Regions from separate parts of the Homo sapiens genome. Here all the other regions are linked to region 1. Evidence: chromatin contacts called from ENCODE Hi-C or POLR2A ChIA-PET data. All regions are on one chromosome and are shown on one strand. Each heading gives the region's core, a stretch centred on a gene start or an enhancer-like site at or near the end of the contact. The rest is flanking DNA. Distances are from core to core; before and after follow the strand shown.

Region 1 (3,106 bases), core at 403-2,902:
AGACAATTTCAGCTCTTTCAGTGAGCATCCTGGAACATTCAAATATTATTCTCTCCTAATAAGTTCAAAGAGGAGAAGGACAAGATGAAAAGATGAGGCTAGAAACTATCAAATTATAATTTTCAAGAAGTTAAAAACATAGTTATACCTACAATAAATGAACATGTTTTGAAGATTTATTTAACTCACAAATGAAGGAGCCAGTAGGATGGTATAGCTGGTCCAAAGGAGAATGCTTAATCCTTAAGCATTTATAGTCTCTGAAAGAAAGAATGCTGAAACAAGATCTCCAAGCTAGAGACAAAAATGCTTAATATCAGATGGGGCAGAAAACCCATAATACTTTTCTAATGGAAAGAAATCATCTACATCTCTATCTGACAAAATCTCCTTCCCATCTCTTTCAGTTTATCAATTTTTTACAAGTTGTCATCTAATTTTATAAAGTCTTGGGTCTAACCAAGTAAATAAGAAATCAAGTTTGCCTACATTAACTGTACCTTAGGTGGGCATGAAGATAATGTTCTAGTATGACATGGAAAGGGCACACTATAATCTTTCTATGATCTAAGTTTTGGAAAGTTTTTCTTAAAAGCAGATTCAATTGTGAAATACTTTTTAATACGACAACAACAATCGCATGGCTAGTATTTACTACTGGCTCCTTTCCAGGCACTCTATTGAGCACTTTACATACTTTACTTCATTTCCTTCTCCTCACTCGAACAGTAAGGGATGGGTGTATAATGATTCCCTCCAATTTTGGATGAGAAAATTAAGGCTCAGGTAAATTAAGTAAGCTCCCCAAGGTAACACATCCAGTAAAAGGTGTAGCCAGGATTTGAACTTGTGGTTTCTTACTCCAAAAACCTTTTTGTATTTCAAAAAGAGATTTTCTAAAATGTCTTTGCATCCACAATAGTGCCTTGAATGTAACATGTATTCAATATGTGTTTCTGGTGACTTAATTGAAATTTCAACCAATACAAGCCAAAAAAAAAATTAACAAATAATTTTTTAAAGTCTTCCCTTTTGAATTTCTGTACAATTTCTCCTTCCCCATAGAAAATTCTTCTCTTTAGCCAGATTCCTTCTCATTCCCTTTAGGTAAAGATGCATAAAATTATACAATGATTGTATCACTCCAAAATACTCTGCAAGTTGGGAGCATGTATGGACATAAATCACTCTTTATCACAAAGTGCTGGCAGTGGAAATGTACTGGCTCTTCTTGTCACGGGGGTTAATTTTGAAATTCCATCATCTCTTTCAGCAAGGTGTCTAAAAGTACTTCATGGACAACAATCATTCACTAGATCACTTGAGGAAGTGAGTGAATATAAACTTAAATTTTTTTTTTTTTACAGATGGCAGACCCAGATAAGCTAAACAAGCCCAGGGTCACAGAGCAAGGACTTGAAAGAATGCAGAAAAGAAAGCCAAAGTTTTTACTTGAAACTTAGAGTTTAACTATTGAACAATCCCTGCCAAAGTTGTTTTCTTCCGTTTTAATAAGTCCTTTCTTAAGGAAAAATAATGACTTAAAGACAGCTGGTTATAAATGGGCAGTGAGAAAACACTTCAGAAAAAAGAATATCTGAAACATGTTTGGCAGTGACAATTTTCTTGATTCAAACAGTGAGTGATATTTGTATTTCCACATGAGTGACCACGTTCAACAAGATGTAATTGCCAAACACCTGGCATGTGTCACATACTCTTAGCTAAAAACAGAGCCATGGGAATCAAGAGCCCATCTGTGATCATGTACTGGAGAAGGACTGAAGTTAATAATCAAAACGAGTCTGTCTAGATGTTCTTTTCCAAAAACTATGCACTTACACTTACAGATCTCTTTCCACTTAAATAGCTTGAGTGTGTGCAGGTGTTCTGCAAGACTTGTGTTGCCATTGTTGTCAAATTCAATCTTATCTTCAGAAGCAGCTTAGTAATGAGCCAAATGAACAATCTGATCATTCCATTTCATGGTGCACATCATGGGAACACCTGGGTTGTGTCCCAATAAACAGACATATGACAAAGGCAGGGCAATGGCGAGCATGGCACTGGCCCAATTTGTCCTTTCTTCAGAAAATTACAGAGCTTGTCTGTATTTGGAAAAGGCCTTGATATACAGGCCTGAGCTAGGGCAAGAGGGGACAAGGAGTGAAGAGGACAAAGAAGTAATGCAACAACATCAGAAGCTTCTCAATCAATCAGAGCAGATGGTTTTGGGGGCCACGCAAACTATTTCACAACTATTCAACTCTGCTGGTGTCAGGAGAAAGCAATCATAGATAACGCATAAACAAATGGGTGTGGCTGTGCCCTAATAAAACTTTATTTACAAGAAGAGATGGCTGGCTAAATTTTGCCTGCAGACTATAATTTGGCTACCACTGAGTTAGAGGAATAGACGTCCAAACATAGCTTCACCTTGAGCTTGAACATTAAAACTGCAGATGTCATGATCTGACCTGGGATTTTTTTTGCCCTCTCAACACATCACAGAAAGTAGGTGTTTTCAAAATCTTTTTTTTCACATGTAAGTAGATTTACACAAACTGAACACATCCATGTAACAAGCAGCCAGATTTCAAAATACAGAAAGAGCAATACCAGCCCCTCAGAAGTCCAACATTATGTCTGTGAGACTCATCCCTGTTGCTGTGTGTAGTTGGAACTCATTCAATGCTATTTCTGTATAGTGCTCCACTGTGTAAATATTCTATTTATTCATTCTATTGCAATGGACATTAGATAGTTTCCAGTTATTTTGCTATTATGAATAGTTCTGCTATAAAAAGTCTAATCCATGTCTTTCAGAAAATATGCAGTCATATGTCACTTAATGATAGGGATATGTTCTGAGAAATGCATTGTTAGGCAATTTCATCGTTGTGAGAACAACACAAAGCAGACTAACACAAACCTAGATGGTACACCCTACTATACACCTAGACCATATGCTAGAACCTGTTGCTCCTAGGCTACAAACCCGTACAGCATGTTCCTGTACTGAACACTGTGGGCAACTGTAACACAATCGTAAGTACTTATGTATCTAAACATATTTAAAGATAGAAAATGTACAGTAAAAATATGG
Region 2 (3,106 bases), core at 418-2,917, 93 kb before region 1:
AGCTCCTGAAGGCTGCTAGTCCGGCTTGTTTGAGGACCCCACTTTGAGGAGCAGAAGCCTTAATCAGAGGTTCCCAACGTTAGGTTCATCCAAAGAGTTTTCTAAAAGGTGTACCTAATCAGAACTTCCAAGGAAGAGGGTCCAGTTGGCTGTATGTCTAATCACTCTTCTTCTCCACGTGATTCTTAGGTGACCAGAACAATACCAGTAAATGGATAGTTACGGGGTTCAGGATATGCTACCCCCAAAAATGGCACCTTGGCATTTGAAATAATAGCAGAAGCAGGAAGGTTTCTCTTGGCTTTCTTTCACCGTTCTCCCCTGAAGCAGGCCATAAAAGAATTATCTGACCTTCCTCTAAAGTAGGCCATAAAACCTTCATTCCAGAGGTGTCCTTTCTATACCTGAGGAAAGGAATGTCCCTATCTCTGAAGGCAAAGGAACACAAAAAAGAATCTGAACAAACATGCCTTGCTAAGTTCCCTCTAGTTTATTACCATTAGACTGTCAACCTTAAATAATATGACTCAGAAAATATAATCAACTGTGCTTATTCGAGTTTATTTGAGTGCAAAGCTTGAGGATGGACACCCAGAAACACTGACTATAAAAGAATGGGTCAGCGTTCCAAAGTGGGAAAGTTAAGGTTTCACTTATATAGGCAGTTAACAGAGTTGCAACATTTTCCATACAAGGTCAATATATATGGTATAGCAGTTTGGTTGGTTATAGTTTGCTACATTCCAAGGTAGGTTGCTTTAGCATTCTGTGAGGAGGGGTGATGATCTGAAGGGGGTCTTATCTCTGGTGCCACAAGGCCTTTCCTAATGATTTGCAGGAAAAAGTAGAAGTTGCAGCTGCATGCTACATGACTCATGCCACATAGTCACATTCCTCTCAAAGCTCAAAATAATTTAAAGTTCCAACAGCTTTAAGTCTGAATGATTTAATTTTACAAGATCGTACCCTTTTGTCCCCCAATAATACTTATGCACAACTATCTATAAAAAGTTTGCCCTGTTTCTTTGAGTATTCATTTCTGAAGACTCCCATGTCGTGTAAAATTTATATTAAACAGATTTGTATGGTTTTCTCTCATTAATCTGTCTTGTATTATAGATGCCACAGCCATGACCCTTACAATGGGTGAGAATTTTTTTCTACCCTACAATGAATATTTGAATGTTCTACAATCTAGGTACTCAAACTGTGGCCCAAGTGCTGGTAGCATTAGCATCAACTGGAAGCTTGTTAGAAATGTAGAATCTCAGATCTCACCCCAGAATGGACTATGGACTCAGAATCTGCATTTTAATAAGATTCACAATTCACAGGTAACGTGTGTAATGTGTATGTTAATTCTAAGAAGCACTATTTTTAATTACATCTTATGTTCAAAATTCATTATTTCTCTCACTGTTTCAGAATCACCAAGAACCATAAACCGAGGATACTGCGCGCGCGCGCGTGTTTGTGTGTGTGTGTGTGTGTGTGTGTGTGTGTGTGTGTGTATGTAAGGGTAGTTATTTTAACAGATGTCACCCGAGCCTTTGGAGCAGCTTTACTTAGGATTACATTGATTGAGTGCTTTAGGTGTAGAGAATGAAACTCTGAGGACATGATCTGAAAGGAGATAGTGAAACAAGGAAATAGTTCAAATTCTTTGTATGTAACATGAACTGGAATTGAAAGCTGAAATAGGAGAAGAGATGAAGGTCAGAGTCCTTTCTTTAATATATGAATACATAATAATCATATTTTAAATGATTGCTTTTTAGTATAGAGATTTATACTTCCTCTTCCCTTGTCATTCCAAATGTTCATTCACTAAATTGTACTCTCATGTGAAAATGCTTGGGATATTTGAGGAAATTGAGTTAATCAAGTTTCGGGAATTCAAGTCAGTTTCAGGTCAATTACAAAGAGGTGGGTGGGGGTGATCTTAGCTGATGTCTGATGAACACCAGCTAGTTAATTCTATATAATCATACATAAAACAAACAGACTTTTATTCATAGTAGTTTGTAATGTATTCATATCCAGATTGCCCTGATCACAAATAAATTGGTCAAAGTGCTAGAAATATTACATAAGAAATAATTTAAAATGTTCCGTATGTACTGAAATATGTTGAGAAAATTTCTACCAAAGCCCAAGTTGTGTCCTAGTAGTAAAGTAGAAATACTGTTGTTGAAACATTGAGTGTATCATGGCTTGGAGCCCTGAGAAAGTTGCAATTTCCAAAATTGCTTGATTCGCTGAGTTAATTTAGTTATTAGAATAACCTGAGTCATTGCTAGAACTTTAACTAGAATAATGCATCTCGATTGAGGTTTTTTCCTCCTCCTTTACCTTCCACTTTCAGGAAAAAGAAAGAAAGTTATGACTAGCAAAGTTATTTTCCAAAGAGTTATTCCTAAAAACATATTTCAGATGACATTAACACCTAGTATGGAGTATTTTCCAAATAGTAAACAATGAAAATATCCCTGTTATTAGGAGAAAAATAGTACTTTATTTTAAGACGTACAGCATTTATCTTTACCAGTTAAGGTAAAGTATGCGATAACACATAAACCCCAAATCTCAGTGGCTTAAGAAAATAGAAGTGTATTTCCTTTTCATGTAAGGTCCAAAAGAGGTATTCCTGATAGATGGGTAACATTCCTCCAAGCGATAATTTTGGTACCCAGGCTTCTTGCATCTTGTGGCTTTGCATTTTTTAACATAGGACTTACAAGGTCACGGTGACACAGGATTTTTCACAGCCCCTTTGCCAGACTTGCAGCAGGGGGCACACCCTCTACACGGCCCACCGGGCCACATCTGGCTTGCATTCCGGCCTGTAACTCCTGCAGCTGCACAACTGCATCCTCAGCCCCTAGGGGGAGGGAACACATGAGTGAGTGAGTGTGGGGTCCAGCTGGCCACTCCAAGTGCCGACACAGAAGCAAGTTCCATGCAGGGCCTGCCGCCAGACCAGGCATGTTGCCCCAAGGGGAATGTGGTGGTACCCAGGCAGGGGTGCCTGTGACCCCAAAGCCCCAGAGTGGCTGTTACAGTGTGCTAATTAGCTCTTTTTGTTCTGCTGTTCACAGCCAGATGG
Region 3 (3,106 bases), core at 195-2,694, 74 kb after region 1:
AATAAACTTGAATGTGTTATCAAAATGGCAGCCAACTGGTTTCCATTGTGTTTGCCTCTAGTAGTTAAGTGTGAAACACTGACTAGCACATACAATAGGCAATGAGATTTCCCATTTTATTTCTGAGACTCATTGTATTTCTTACTTTCTACATTGAGTAGTTGAAGTCACAACGGAAGGAAAGTAAAGTCTTAAGAATAGAAAGTTACAGAGCTGACTGGAAATTTATAATTCAGTTCCAAAATGTTGGAAGTATAGAGATGTTTTGTACATATTGCAGGGTCTACTCTGATCCCTTTGGCAGCAGAAACATAAGGCTTCCAAATAGTTCTAAACAAATGTGCTTGAATTTAGAGACTTTTTGAAAACCCTGTACTTCTTGGCTTGGAGCTAATGTTTATATCTTGCTTACTTTGTGCTGGGAACTGTTCTAAGAGCTTTTCAAATATTAACTCAAATATTAACCCTTTCAACAACCCTATTCAGCAGGCAGTATTATTATTATTCTACATTATAATTTAGATTACTTGGATCATTACATAGCTGAGGATTTCACACAGAGAGGTTAGGTAACTTCCCCAAGATCATGCAGGTGGTTTATGGTAGAACTGGATTTTAAACTGAAGCAGTTGGTTCCACACTCTATGCTCTTAACTACTACCCTAGAGACCCTGCTAAGTAAACCTACCTCTCAGGGATACTTTAAAAAACAAAACAAAACAAAAACAAAAATAAAAACAAACAAACAAAAAACTTTGGTTTTAATGTGATTTTAAAATATGTGTCTAAAGTAGAAGCTGGTGGTTACATCAGTAAAACGTTGATGCTTTCTTCTAAAAAATAAAAATAAGGGACAATTTTGATAGCTTTGGAGAGTCCCTGTGATTAGAGACCATGTGGACTAAATCATTCAACCCATATTTTTCGTATTACTCTGCAGCAGTGGTTCTCAAGAGGTTTGGGGGGACGGCGCAGATTTTGCTCCACAGGGGACATTTGGCAAAGCCCGGAAACATTTTCCACTGCAGCAATTTGGGGGGTGGGGGGTGCTCCTGGCGTCCAGTAGGCCGAGGCCAGGGCTGCTGCTAAACATCCCACAATACATAAGACAGCCCACACCTAAAGAATGATCTGGCCCCAAATGTCAAAAGAGCTGAGGTCGAAAATCCCTGTCCTATGAGAATAAGAATTTAAATTCTGGTAGAATTTATCTACTAGTTAACACACTAGTACTAGTTAGGAATATACACAAGGAACACAGACTAGACGAGAGGGTGCTAGATGTTAGTGGTGACAGACCAGTGGACAAATAGTTACAAAACTATGAGGAATGTGCTGGAACAAAGACTGTGCAGGGTGCTGAGAGGTACCTGGGACGGACAGGCACAAACTCAGCCTTCTCAGTGACGCTGGGGCTGAGTATTCTAGACTGAGGCGGCTGAGTTCACCAACAGATAAGAGCCTGCAGAGCAGAGGAAAGGGCAGCCTGGGTTTGTTTTGTTTGCCGTTGTTTTATTTGGCTGCTAACTCCTAGAAATCTTTTTCGCTCTGGCTGGCCTTAGCGCCTGCCTTCTGTCTTGTCTCTAAGACTTTCCTCTTTTCATCCTTAAGGAGTCCAGTGGAAACTTTTGGAAAACCCAAGTTCAAGCTGAACCAGAATTGTGAATTTTTCAATGCAGAAGATCTCCATGGAGGGTAGAAAGACTCAGCAAACCGCGTTCAAAAGCAAATGATCTTTTAAACTTGTTCGATCCTAGATTAGGACACAGAGTATTCAGATTGCAGAAAGTGGCAGGGTGATGTGAAAGCTCTGATTTATCTGGGACCATTAAAAGCTTTAAGGGAGCAAAATAGAGCATCAAGGTAAAGAGCTAAATGGTAACAACAAGAGAAGCTTCTCCATTCCTTCCAATCAGTTTTATAAATCAAATGGATGAAAAGATTACTAAATCCTCTGGAGCTAAATGTTCTCCATTATTCTATTTGTTTTTCAGCCTCCAAAGGGGAGACGTTAAGCCAAAGGGTTTTAGAGTCTAAGCTGCAGATGGAATGTGAACAGGCATGTGACTAACCCGCCTGTCATCACAATGACCTGCTTTGGTTGTTGTTATTGTCGTAAACATGACATCCTCTTCAGCAGAAGTTTACATTTTTAGAGGGAAGTTTTGGGGTTCCAAGTTTTCTCTGAATCCTCATTTTTTACAGAAATAGAGGAGAGGTAATTTGCCACATGGGTCCCCCCAAAACCAAGGTGATCTTTCAAACCTTTATTCCCAAAGTTCAATTTCAAAGCCAGAACGGTGCAGGAGCATATACCTTTGAGGAAAGCGGGAGTTTGTTCTAATCAAATTGAATTTGTCATTTTTGTGAAACCTTGGGTTTCCCTTGTTTTAGTTACTTTTTTGAGCGTTGAAATGGAGGGGTTTGGTGATAAGGCTGGGAGAGAGAAAGAGTCATCATCCATTCATCACATTGCCCCCACTGCTGAGAGTTTTGGTCAATGTTGTTCATTTTTAGTTTGTACATACAAAGTGGCTCATGCAAATAGATTGCTGATGGAAAATAGCATCTTCTTCATGGGCAAAGGAGGCATCAAAACCATAAGCTTGAGAGTCTTTCTGCTTTTTCCTGGAATTAGTTCTGGATCCCTCAGAGAAAACAGTGGGCTACAAGGACCTACCTGTCCACTGCATATAATATATCCAGAAAACAGTTCCACAAAACAGGAATTGGTTCAGAATTTTGCATTGTGTACACTCAGATTGATGTTCTGTCTCCTTTTAATATAGGGAAAGTTTGTTCCCAACTATGAGTAAAAGTTTTTAAAATGAGATCCTTCTACTATTAGAGGGTTTTTTTTTTATATACTTTAAGTTCTAGGGTACATGTATACAACGTGCCGGTCTTTTAAAGTTCTTAGATTTTCTGGAAGTGAGGCAACATGAAGACCCACCAGATAAACATGTTTGGCATCCTATACAGAGCTGCCAATGAACTGCTCTCCTTAGCGTGGAAAAGAAGGTTGAGACTGAAGAATAATCTGAATTCTCCATGCACTCCAGCTTTCCAGGCCCAGGCTTTCCTTTCACGTTTAGATAAAACAGCT

The links. Hi-C counts contacts between places; a loop is a spot of excess contacts on that map. ChIA-PET counts read pairs that join two places held with the same protein, here RNA polymerase II (POLR2A). Pooled maps may share reads with other maps.
Region 2: a map of PC-9 shows a loop between it and region 1 (7-fold over the local background). The contact joins two enhancer-like sites. A Hi-C loop is called at or near these places in 1 of 168 maps with a recorded cell type or tissue (PC-9) and 1 of 50 pooled maps. POLR2A ChIA-PET finds 5 or more read pairs at or near these places in 2 of 52 experiments (H1 and activated CD4-positive, alpha-beta T cell).
Region 3: a loop to region 1 is called in a map of PC-3, with 2.2 times the contacts of the local background. The contact joins two enhancer-like sites. A Hi-C loop is called at or near these places in 1 of 168 maps with a recorded cell type or tissue (PC-3) and 1 of 50 pooled maps. POLR2A ChIA-PET finds 5 or more read pairs at or near these places in 3 of 52 experiments (BJ, H1 and OCI-LY7).

Annotation. Positions count from the first base shown.
Region 1 is chrX:13,193,115-13,196,220 of GRCh38, reverse strand. No RefSeq gene overlaps it. Among named protein-coding and RNA genes, the nearest start is that of LINC02154, 110 kb to the left of the region's middle. Within about 2 kb of position 1,652, at least 5 of the 41 ENCODE cell types and tissues checked have a DNase peak (open chromatin) inside an H3K27ac peak, as active enhancers do; they include PC-9, where a contact is called at or near this core.
Region 2 is chrX:13,285,657-13,288,762 of GRCh38, reverse strand. All of the region lies in intron 1 of LINC02154 (long intergenic non-protein coding RNA 2154), which reads left to right. Among named protein-coding and RNA genes, the nearest start is that of LINC02154, 16 kb to the left of the region's middle. Within about 2 kb of position 1,667, at least 2 of the 41 ENCODE cell types and tissues checked have a DNase peak (open chromatin) inside an H3K27ac peak, as active enhancers do; they include PC-9, where a contact is called at or near this core.
Region 3 is chrX:13,118,554-13,121,659 of GRCh38, reverse strand. No RefSeq gene overlaps it. Among named protein-coding and RNA genes, the nearest start is that of FAM9C, 75 kb to the right of the region's middle. Within about 2 kb of position 1,444, at least 14 of the 41 ENCODE cell types and tissues checked have a DNase peak (open chromatin) inside an H3K27ac peak, as active enhancers do.